Linked DNA regions of Homo sapiens: region 2 is linked to region 1. Evidence: chromatin contacts called from ENCODE Hi-C or POLR2A ChIA-PET data. All regions are on one chromosome and are shown on one strand. The core of a region is the stretch at or near the end of the contact, and the rest is flanking DNA. Distances in the headings are between cores, read along the strand shown. Region 1 has its middle 15 kb from the start of MIR5702. Region 2 overlaps IRS1 (insulin receptor substrate 1).

Region 1 (5,835 bases), core at 2,371-4,870:
AAATGACCTTTCAGGAAGTCATGGAGTAAAGATTAAGACCCAGAGAACAGAAGGGACAGTGGTAACTGTGGCCTCTCTCTACCCTACGTGATTTTTAAGGGTCTTTGTGATAGCAGCCCTTTGTTCTCCCTTTGGTGCTAACCCTGTGTGTTCAGCAGGAACTTGGTGGGGCTGGAGGTCACAGTGCCTGTCCTCCCCAGCCACAGCAGTGGGGCAGATGACCCAGAATAGCCCCTATGCATGGCTATAGTAATTGGTTCATAGAAGGGCACATTGGCTAATTTGAGTCAACCACTGTATTTTCAAAAATTATTAACTTTCAGTTAACTGTTTTTCTGCTGGAATTGCTACACCCAGAGTATGTGGTTGGCAGCCACTGGAGGTCATCTTGGAGAGACTCAGTTTGAAGAATGGAGCCAAGCTAGGTCAAGAGAGATGAGGACCAGAGAATCCGAGTCCTGAGGATAGTATGTATGTCCCAATACCAGTTGTGCTTGAAGCTAGTGTTCATTCTGGACCTTACAGAAATAAGCAACTGCCTTTTTTGCAAGAACTAGTTTGAGTTGAATTTCCATCATTTGAAATCCAAAGAGTCATGGTTAATACAGAGAGTAGCTTGTATGTTAGGCAACCTCCAAAGCAAACTTCTCTTGAATAGAAGGACTAAGTGTAATCACTACTTACAAATCCTACCAAAACAGGATCTATTCTACTAAGGTGGAAGATACAGTTTGGAAGATAGTCCTGCTAATTCAACAAAATATATTGAAAAATGTTATTAGAGACCTCCAAAAACAATATTTTTTATTTTTAGACGGAATCTCACTCTGTCGCCCAGGCTGGAGTGCATTGGCACAATCTTGGCTCACTACAAGCTCTGCCTCCCAGTTTCATGCCATTCTCCTGCCTCAGCCTCCCGAGTAGCTGGGACTACAGGCGCCCGCCACCGTGCCTGGCTAATTTTTTGTATTTTTAATGGAGACGGGGTTTCACCGTGTTAGCCAGGATGGTCTCGATCTCCTGACCTCGCCATCCGCCCGCCTTGGCCTCCCAAAGTGCTGGGATTACAGGTGTGAGCCACTGCGCCTGGCCTCAAAATACAATTTTGTGTTACATTTCTTTATGATTTCTGCTTCAATTGAACACTGTATATTTACATAGGATATCCTCTTGGTAGAGATAATTCATTTAGTTTGTTGAGTTATGCCTACTTACAAGGTAACCTGGGAAGCCATAAAAGCACACTGGAGTCAAAGAAAAGGAGAACATCTTCCTTTTTTACTTGGTGGTCATAAATATTACCTTGGAGTTGGCCAAGTCTCAGTAACTCCTCTAAGAACATGTTACTACTACCAGGCTTTCCCCAAAAGACCCCACACCCAGCTTTTTCAGATTTAATTTCAAACTTTCTGACCTCACTGACTGACCCCCAACCTCTATATTTGGTCAACATTAATACCTTCATCTTGTCTTCATTTTGCAATTTATTAGATTTGGTCTCATTTCTATGTCCTCCTACCCCAACCCAAGCTATCCTCTCTCCTTTGGGTTGTGCACACCTGAAAACAATTCTTAAGGTAAAATGCCTCCTGGACTGGCCTATGCTCTACAATTTTGTTGTTGTTGTTTGTTTGTTTGTTTTTGTATTTTTAGTAGAGATGGGGTTTCACCGTGTTAGCCAGGATTGTCTCGATCTCCTGAACTTGTGATCCGCCCGCCTCAGCCTCCCAAAGTGCTGGGATTACAGGCATGAGCCACTGCACCAGGCTGATTTTTTTTAAATTAGGTTATTGGATTTATTACGTAATTTTATTTTAACTTTTAAGTTCAGGGGTACTTGTGCAGGTTTGTCATACAGGTAAACTTGTTTCATAGGGATTTCTTGTACAGATTATTTCATCACCCAGGCATGAAGCCCTAGTGCCCATTAGTTATTTTTCCTGATCCTCTCCCTCCCCACACCTTCCATCCTCCGTTAAGTCCCAGTGTATGTTGTTCCCCTCTATGTGTTCATGTGTTCTCATCATTTAGCTCCCACTTATAAGTGAGAATGTTTTTTCTCACACTGACTTTGAGAAGTTTTCTTGCCTCCCAAATCCCAACAATCATCTCTAGGATATGGTATTAGGGTTGTTAAAGGAAGCTTTTTGAAATCAGATCACTGAAATATAACACTTCAATGATTCATTCCTTCATCTTCTTTCTATCTTTGATGGAATGCAGAGAAATCTGGGAGAAGTGACACAAGAAATCTCATCAATAATGTTTTCCTTTGATATGTGCTGGGTATTGGGGTTGAGTCCACAATCTTCACTCTACTGTCCCCACTGCGTGTAGCAGCTATGGGGATTGGAGACTGACCCAGCTCCAGGGAGAAAGGGACCCTGATTAGTCTTGGCCAAACATGGTAACCTTCTTCCCTTTATCAGTAACTGGTTCGAAAACTCAGACAGAGTGTGATATTCTATGTATGATGGCTCAGGGGTAAGTGACATATGTTGATCTAGTCAGACAGAAGAGACAGCTTTGATTCAATGTCTGGGGAAAAGCACCTTCTTGTTCCTCTCCCCTCTCTCCCCAGTCCCTTGTTGCTCCTTGGACATGAACAATGAAGCATAGGCTCCTAACTGATATACATAATAACCCTATAACCACATGGAAAACAACCTTGGAATGGAGCTGACATTGTGTTTAGCAGAGCAGAGACAGAACGGACCTGAGTGTTTAGTGACATTGTCCAGCCTCTGGATTGTCCAGCCCTTGTCAAGACTTCCAGATAAGTGAGTCATACTTTCTGCATTATTTAAAACAATTGAATTAAAAAATCAAATGTAACGAATACAATGAGTTTATTAGTGTTTTTTTTCTGGGATAGGGTTTTGAGTACTGGAGAATAAATAGAGCAATGAAGGAGGGAAAAGAAAAGTATTTCCCAGAGGAGGACTGGATGGAATAGGATATAAGGAAAGACAGCTAGGAATACCAAAAAATGAACTCTTCATACTTTGAAACATGTCTGAGAGTCAGCACTCAATCCAAGTAGTCTGGAGATGGGATTATTTTTTCCCATTAATCAAGGTTAAAGACTCTTTTTTTGAAAATTTCCTTGAAACCCTCCAAATTGCACCAGACTGATGCAGAAACTTGTCCTGTATTTCCAGACAAAGATCATGAGGTTGGGCCACGAGTCCAGCAAATAATAAGGGCTAACATTGACATTTATAAATCACTTTCCACTTTGCAAGGGACTGCTACTACCCTACTACCTGATTTCATTTGAGTCTTAGGACAGTTCTCTAGAGTAAACTTATGATCTACATTGTACAGAGGAGGTTAACTAAGACTCAGGGAGATGAAATGATTGGCATGGAGCCATGTAGCTTGTAATATCACATGCAAGGCTCGATGCTGGAGTTCTGACTCAGGGCTTTGCTGCTGCCACCATCTCTCTGCCATTCCACTTGGCCTCCACCCTTCCCTGGCAGGCAGCTGCTTCCTCTGAATTCACGATCAGCTTTCCTTATTGGCATCTCCTTGGGAAGGCCGCCTCAGGGCCTTCCTTATCAGTTTGTGGTTGCTAGATTTATCTTACCACAAAAAGGGCTTTATTTCTTGGCATCTAATCCCCTTCCTTATCTACTCTCTCTTCATCATTACTAGGCTTCCTGTTGGTTTTGAGGTATGAACACCCTGGGTCGACAACTGGAGTCAATTTCTGCATTTGACTCAAAGGAAATTCAAGTGAATGAATTCCACACGATGGTGAACCTAGTGAATCTTAAGTAATTCCCAGGAAATGCTCTGAGAGTATAGAACAGGTATCAGTAATCCTAAATAATATGAGCTCCGAGTGAATCAACTCTTTGGTTTTTAGTAACACCTGTGAGACTACTGATGTCTCACCATAAATAAGAAAAAAGGGAGAAAAAAAATGAAAAGGGAAGAAGAAATAGGAGAAGAGGGAGAGATGGAAGAAATAAATATATATGCAAATATCAGGAGTCAGAAAATATACATATGCAATAGTTTTCTGACCTCTAAAGTTTTTCTTCCATATTTGAGTTAATTTAGGCATTGTTTAGTGAGTAAAATTAGTTATTCCACCAAGGCTCTTGAGTATAACTGAATGCATTCATCAGTCATTTGTGTGATGATGACATTGGGTTAACACCTGACAAAATGGCAGATGAAATCAATAAGCTACTGACTCACAAACCCAGTTGATTTGGCCCCAAAACACCTTTGTTTATTTATTGACTCTCATGCAAGGATATTGATAAGTTATAAAATAGCCTTGATTATTTTCTATAAATTGTTTACTTTTCCTCCTCCTCCTAAGCCCTTACAAATTAAAATGGGAAGTAGAAGTTTTGAATTCACAGGTTAAATATCATTTTAATCCTCTGTTCCGTTGTAGACTTGCATCTTTTTCGAGACAGGGTCTCCCTCTATCACCAAGGCTGGAGTGCAATGGTGCAACCAAATCTCATTATAGCCTTGACCTTCTGGGTTCAAGGGATCCTCCCACCTCAACCTCTTGAGTAGCTGAGACCACAGGTTGGTGCCACCATGTCTAGCTAATTTTTAAACTTTTAAAAAATAGAGACAGGGTCTCACTATGTTGCCCAGGCTGGTCTCAAACTCCTGGGCTCAAGCAATCCTCCCACCTCGGCCTCCTAAAGTGCTGGGATTACAGGCATGAGCCACCACACCCGGCTCAATTGCATTTTTGATTGTCAAAATCCCTCTCTGCTTTAGTGAAGATGCAATTGTTTTATATTCTGTCCTATAAATATTATAGTTTAGCTAAGGTGACACTTGGAGGAGGATTAGAACATGTCAACCAGGGACTATTAGGTCAAGAGAACTTTCAATCATATTTCCTCTAGAACTCTGGCCCTTCTCTGTTACTTGTGATGTCTTCAAATCCCCTGACATGGGGGATATTTGTGTTCAGGGGTCTATAACCAAGAAAAATGATCGGGTGAGTATCATACACATGTCAACCCTGTCTTTTAGAATCAGGTGGCAGCTGATTTGTTTAAAGCATTGATGAATAAGTGGAACTGGGAGAGAGAACATTTGACTCATCTTTTAGGATGCAGAGAATCCTTGCAATCAAGGAACATTAAAATAAACCATGTAATGGTGGGTGCATCTCATTAGTTTCACTAGTAGAACTGTGAAATTTATTGAGAAAAATTAATGGCTGGGTTTGACACAAATTGCAATTGTTCATAGGCAGAAGGCAATATAAGGATTTCAAATACACCAGAAGAGAGAGTTATGGTGTAGGTAAGCATGTGAAAACATCTTCAAAATCTAACCATATAACATTCAGTTGTCATACTGTGTATGTAGTAAAAAATGTTCAAATGAACAGACACCATGGCATGCACATTTAAAGTTGTTTTTCCGGATTGATCCTGGAGAACTTGTTAACTGGAACAAAGTCATAAATTGTGCAATCATTCAGAATTTGCATTCATGTAAGGAAAGATTTTTAATGTTCTCCTGCTTTTACTTTTTTTGGACTTTGTCATTCCTACCTCATTGCCTTGGTGTGCATTCATGTGGCATAGCTCAATGGTGCAGCTTCCCCTTCCTGCCCCACCCCACCTGCTTGTTAATATTCTGTCCAATCCAAAGTGAAGCTTAGATGAGGGCCAGATAATATTAGCAAGTCACAATTAGGGCAAAGGATATGAACAAGCCATGCTGCTGCCTCATGCTATTTACAGCTTTTCTCTCTTAAGGTTTCTGATCTGCGCGTGTTTGGCAACGCTAAGAGACAAAGGGAGGTCATCTTTCCAGTTCCTGTTTCAAAGAGAAAAA
Region 2 (5,835 bases), core at 1,818-4,317, 69 kb before region 1:
ACCCTGTGAAATGGGCAATGCTCTCCTGTGTTACAGACGAAAACATTTGGGATTTTGGAGGGTGAGCAACTTGCCTGAAATCACAGAGAAAAGAACACTGAGAGATGGGATAATGGAACTTGTCTTAGTTTCCTTTCAAATTTTAATTCAGAAATAAGTTTTGACTTAAACAAAATTATCAGTCTTTAAAAAGCATGACAGCCATGTAATAGTTCCATCTTCATTCTGAAAATAACCTTTTTTGGGGTTGAATTCCCTAAAGTACATTTTTTAATTCAAAATCGCATACAGGTTACTCACTTGTCACTCAGAAAGAGGCAACTCAAGGGAAACACACATTTATTGCATTATTACTTTACTGTAAGCAACAGTTAATAGCTTTCTCTTTAACATGAGCTAATTAATATGGTTCCTGCCTGTGTATGGCCTTCTGAAATCTAAGATGAATGGTATACTTTTCCTTGCTCCTTTTACATTGACTTTTGTTGAAGAATTACTATCATAGCCCAGAAATCTTTATGACTTGCATTTCCATAACAGATATTCTTCAGGTAAAGCAAATGAGAACTGTGGGTCAAATACATTTGAAATATGCTGCCATATACTTGTATTATAATCAGTTTCAGCTGGTTTCAGAGAGGGAGTGTTTCTTCAATAGTTAGACCACTTTGTTTTTTTTTTTAAAGAACAGTTCGCTTCAAAGAATCCCAGATCAAATTCTTCTCAACGTTTTCCCCCTGATATTCTCCTCAATGCAGAAAGGAAAACAAAGGCTAAACCTTTTTTGCTTCTGTAAGATGATGGCTTCCTGGAGACGTTCCTTAGATCAGGGGTCTCCAACCTTTTTGGCACCAGTGACAGGTTTCATGGAAGACAATTTTTCCATGGCTGGGGGTGAGGGGATGAATGGTTTCATCAGGCATTATTTTCTCATAAAGAGCATGTGCAACATAGATCCCTTGCATACACGGTTCATGATAGGGTTCACACTCCTGTGAGAATCTAATGCCGCTGCTGATCTGACAGGAAGCCGAGTTCAGGTGCTTATGCTCATCCACCATTCACCTCTTGCTGTGGAGCCCGGTTCCTAACAGGCCATGGATCTCTACTGGTCCACAGCCTGGGAATTGAGGACCCCTGCCTTAGATGTATGTTGTAGGGAAAATCTTCTACTGAGGTTGAGCTTGCCCCTATTAGAAACTATTGGGAGTGGCATTGTCCTCTGTTAGGCCTGTTTAAGGATCAGAAAAACCTATGGGAAGATCATGGCCCCACAGCTGAGGTACCTCATGGTTGTTTTGGAAGATGCTTGTTCAATTCAGTAGATTTTTCTTACATGACCAAGTTCTTCCATAAAGTGAACCACAACCCATATTATCGGGGACTCTAGCTAAAACTTGCGGTGAGTAGGAAATAGATTAAACACAGGTTTTCCCACTTCTCCAGCTGCCAAAAGTGATGTCAGTGGTGTTAATGATTCTTACCTCAGTCCGCTGCAGACCAGGGTTGTCTATGCAAATGCTTGTTTGGTGCCTGATTCCTGGGCTATTATGGAAAAACTGATGATGCTTGAGAAACAATTGGGTAGTCAGACAGTTACTCAAATGTAAAATCAGACGCTTGCTTTCTTGAAGCAATTTGACTCCAGGGAGAGGGCAAAGAATGAGAAATCTATTAGTTTTTAACAAAAAAAGCAAAGGCAGTGAAAATAGGCTCTGCCTGATTCCCTTTTGTCTAATTATAGAAACAGTTTTGCACACAATTTTCACCATCCATACACTAAATGAAGTTTTGATTTTAATGCAAGTCTACTGGTTTGTATCAAAGCCAGACCTATAAAACCTGTATCCTGTAATCTGACCATTACAAACAAAACCCCAAACCCAAAAGTGATGTGAAATTACAATAGAAACCTCAGAACTGAAATGTAATTTCTGTGAGGGAAAGGATGCTGCAGAAATAGTGCCCATGAAAGCAGAAGAAAGACATTCGTATGACATTCTCACTTAGTAGGGAATATTCTGTCATATTACCTTCATGTCTTTTCGTAACAGGTTTATTTTGGTTGAGCTCTGTTAAAATTAAAGCTTCCTGGCTGAGCACGATGGCCCACACCTGTAATCCCAGCACTTTGAGAGGCCGAGGCGGGTGGATCACCTGAGGTTGGGAGTTCGAGACCAGCCTGGCCAACACGGTGAAACCCCGTCTTTGCTAAAGATACAAAAATTAGCCAAGTGTGGTGGTGTGCACCTGTAATCCCAGCTACTTGGGAGGCTGAAGCAGGAGACTTGCTTGAACCCAGGAGGGGCAGGTTGCAGTGAGCTGAAATGGCACCACTGCACTCCTGCCTGGGTGACAGAGTGAGACTCTGTCTCCAAAAAAAAAAAATTAAATCTTCCTGCCTGAGAGTACGTGTGGTCTGACTTGAAATGAAGAGGGACTTTTTTTTTTTGTTTTTTTTTCCTAAGTCCTTTTACCTTGAATCTGTCATGTACATAGGACAAACTATAGTATTGGTAAAAGGGAGATTGGAAACATTTTGATTTGCAATTGAGGGGAGGAGCTGTTATGGTCTTGACCTCATTTTCTTTATCAGCATGCTTCCTGTTAATAAAAAGAATGGGAAATAACAGAAGTGGATATTCTTTGGCTTAAAAGATGTATTAATATTTATTCAGATTTCCTTAATATATCACTGACAGAATACTTTTAATTACTGAGAACTAAATGTTGTTTTGGTCTGCCTTCTCCACAAATTCCTAACCATCCTGAAAAGTTTCTGGAATCTCCTTCTGCCTTTGGTAGCTGGGGAAGGAGAAATTCACGAGACTGACAGAATTCAGCCCAGTAGCCTCTGCCAGAGCTGACAGGCTTGATGGTCGCCTTTCGGTCTTCTTTTTTTTTTTTTTCATAATGCGTGTGCCTTTCTTCATTGGTGGTCTCCTGAAGTCACCAGCCCTGCCAGAAGCTCTTTCACTGGGACAAAAGGGGAACTGGAGCGAGATGGCCTCTCATATGTTGGCAACTCTCCCTGAATTTTCTTCCTTGGCAACCCTGCGCACTGGAAGATCTGGCCAGCAACCTTGTTATTTTCACCAGCCCTCTCCCATGTGACTTGCACCAGGCAAAAGTGCTATTTAAGCAGCTCCATTAAAGCACTGGCTTGGCTGGTTGGCTTACCCTTTGCCATTTGAGACCACAAAACCAAGTTCTTTCCAGCTCAATCCTGGCCTGTTTTAAAAGAAGTTGGTTTCCTTTCTTTAGCTAAAATGGCTTTCTCCTTTCAACATCCAAGTAGCAAACATGTTGGTCTTACCTCTAACTTTAGCTCAATCTTCACTTGATGTGTGTGATTATGATCTGAAGGCCTTAGAGTTGAGAATTGAGAATTCACTGGTTAGTTTTCTCCTTTTCCAAGCTTCAGCTTGCCCCCATACTTCCCAGCTGTCCCTTGTAAAGAACGGGGAGATTATCCCATGTCCCAGACTTTAGAGGCTCTCTGGATTTAGCTCTTCTTTTTGTATCAGCAATATGACCATAGTTAATAGCGCTGGACCAGGAGAATGCAGCTTCCTCCTTCTGTGCTACTAACTCAAATGCTAGAACCAAGGCTTTAAGCTGGGAACTTCCTTTAATAAGCGTTTCACAGTCTATCCATAGGTCAGTGGTCATTTTTATTCATCTGAGATTTTATAGTGGGATTTTATGGAGGTATGAATTTTAATGAACAACACCCATCTATTACCAGAACTATAAAGGTATTTGAGACTGATGATAATATGTGTGTGTGTGTTATGTGTGTGTGTGTGTGTGTGTGTGTGTGTGTGTGTGTGTGTTTACTGGGCTCATTTGCCAGATTCAGGTATGCTGAATGTGTGTGTTGTAAGGTGCTTTATTAATAAGCATTCTAGAAGACATGATTTGCTTCCAGTTAGTGGTACTGTAAATTAAGTGTATCAGCAGTGAGGTAACTGAAGAATTGTGGTAGGAGGGAGGGGTATGCAGTTTAATGTAATTGTGTGAAATAGGAAATCAACAGACGTGGGAAGACAGAATAGAGAGAGGTTACAGGCATCATTGTCAGAATCTTGCAAAGTACAGAGCTACCCACTGACCCCTCTGCTCTCATGAAGGGAATCTTTTCTAACCTGAGAGGAATCCTTCTGTTCTCCTGGCTCTTCCAAATATTTTGCCTGTGCCCTTCCTTTAAATACTGAGGCTTTTGGAAACTAAAGCCAGGGAGCCAGAAGATTTTCCTACTTTCAAATTCCTACTCTCCCCATATTATACAATGCGTTGGGATGATGGCAAAGGGATGGAATACCAGGATGCTTTAAAAAGTTGGGTAACATTTCAAAAATTTTTCTCATCATGGATTTTTAAGAATGGGAAAGATCTAAGTATGATTAAAACAGTATTTTCCTTTCCTACTTAGACTTTTTGAGGGGACATTAAATGCAGCATTTTAAAAGTTCAAATCCTTTAAGTAGATTGTGAAATTACAACCACAGCTGAGTAGTGGTTTTTCTGGTGATGGGGAATATAAGTCATGTTTATTCCTTCTTTACATCTTCCTGTATTTTATACATTTTCTGTATTATATTCAAGATACTTTTTTTTTTAAAAAGCACACAGCTGTTTATGTTAACTGAAAGAGAAATATGCTGTTTTGATTCATTTCTTTAAGTGGAGGAAATTAATTTATATTAATTTTCTAGTTCCATCTACAATATAAGATTTCAAACAATGACCTCTATTGAAAAAAGGTCATCACTACGGTCATTTTTTTAAAGCACAGTTGGATAAGGAAGAGTTACTTTCTAACAATTTAGTATGTGACAGTGGCCAAGCAACTTAAAATATTTTACTCTTATTTCCCTAGTAAAAGTAGAAACGACTAGCAATGCCCCAACTAGATTTTTATTACTATATTGCCCTTGATTTAACATATTGGCAAGAAGTTTCAAAACATATAAATACAGGATGAAAACATTTGTCAATTGTTCTGACCAAGAATGCATTGCTGAGTGTACAGATCTTTCCATCACACTTATACTCTTGTGCTGTTTCCAGCTGCTTTCCCAGTAAAAACGATCAGTAAGCTGAGACAATGTAAAAGGAAGCAAAGTCTTTATTTGTTTTTCAGCTATTATAGGCATAGTTTAAGTGGGTAGAACCCAGAAGATGTAAATTCCTACTAGATGCAATAATGCAATAATCCATAGGTGTCAAGTAGCATTGCTCAAGTGTTGACTTATTTGATAATGCTTTAAAAATTACATTTTTCATTACTGGCAACAGGATTAGGTGGGTTTTATCTTACAAGAATATACACGCAGAAGGACATAGTAGATACTGATGTGGTGATGAAATTTTGTCAAAATGTAATTTCCTGCTACTAAATCTCGTGACAGGTGCATTGTATTTCTGCCTTCAGAAGTTATTCCCCAATGATGTAACCAGACAGAATGCATTGTAGGAATATCACCACTTGATATTTGCAGTGTCTTCTCTTAAGGAAATGTTTTGCCTTTTTGTTTCCAGTTTCTGCCTGTTACAAATGAATTTTTGCATTTGTAAAACTTTGTAGCAATATTTGCTACCTCTGGTCTGTCAATTGTCTCCCTTCAGTCAATTGAAGTGGTGTATATATAAAGTGTATTAAACATATGTACGCCTATGCGGGCTTTTCCCCTGCTTATTCCAGTCTTTATCATTGTATTTATGCTTATTGCATTGAATGACTGACTGCAAGACCCTAGTATGGGCATTGCTTTTTTCTTTTTTAAAAAATATATTAAGTTACGCAAATGTTTGCCTTTTTTGAGTGAGTTG

What was found. Hi-C counts contacts between places; a loop is a spot of excess contacts on that map. ChIA-PET counts read pairs that join two places held with the same protein, here RNA polymerase II (POLR2A). Pooled maps may share reads with other maps.
Region 2: a loop to region 1 is called in a map of astrocyte of the cerebellum, with 3 times the contacts of the local background. The contact joins two enhancer-like sites. A Hi-C loop is called at or near these places in 1 of 168 maps with a recorded cell type or tissue (astrocyte of the cerebellum) and 1 of 50 pooled maps. POLR2A ChIA-PET finds 5 or more read pairs at or near these places in 3 of 52 experiments (HCT116, HEK293 and MCF 10A).

Annotation. Positions count from the first base shown.
Region 1 is chr2:226,671,201-226,677,035 of GRCh38, reverse strand. No RefSeq gene overlaps it. Among named protein-coding and RNA genes, the nearest start is that of MIR5702, 15 kb to the right of the region's middle. Within about 2 kb of position 3,620, at least 5 of the 41 ENCODE cell types and tissues checked have a DNase peak (open chromatin) inside an H3K27ac peak, as active enhancers do.
Region 2 is chr2:226,739,788-226,745,622 of GRCh38, reverse strand. The region is part of intron 1 of IRS1 (insulin receptor substrate 1); the gene reads left to right. Among named protein-coding and RNA genes, the nearest start is that of IRS1, 57 kb to the left of the region's middle. Within about 2 kb of position 3,067, at least 16 of the 41 ENCODE cell types and tissues checked have a DNase peak (open chromatin) inside an H3K27ac peak, as active enhancers do.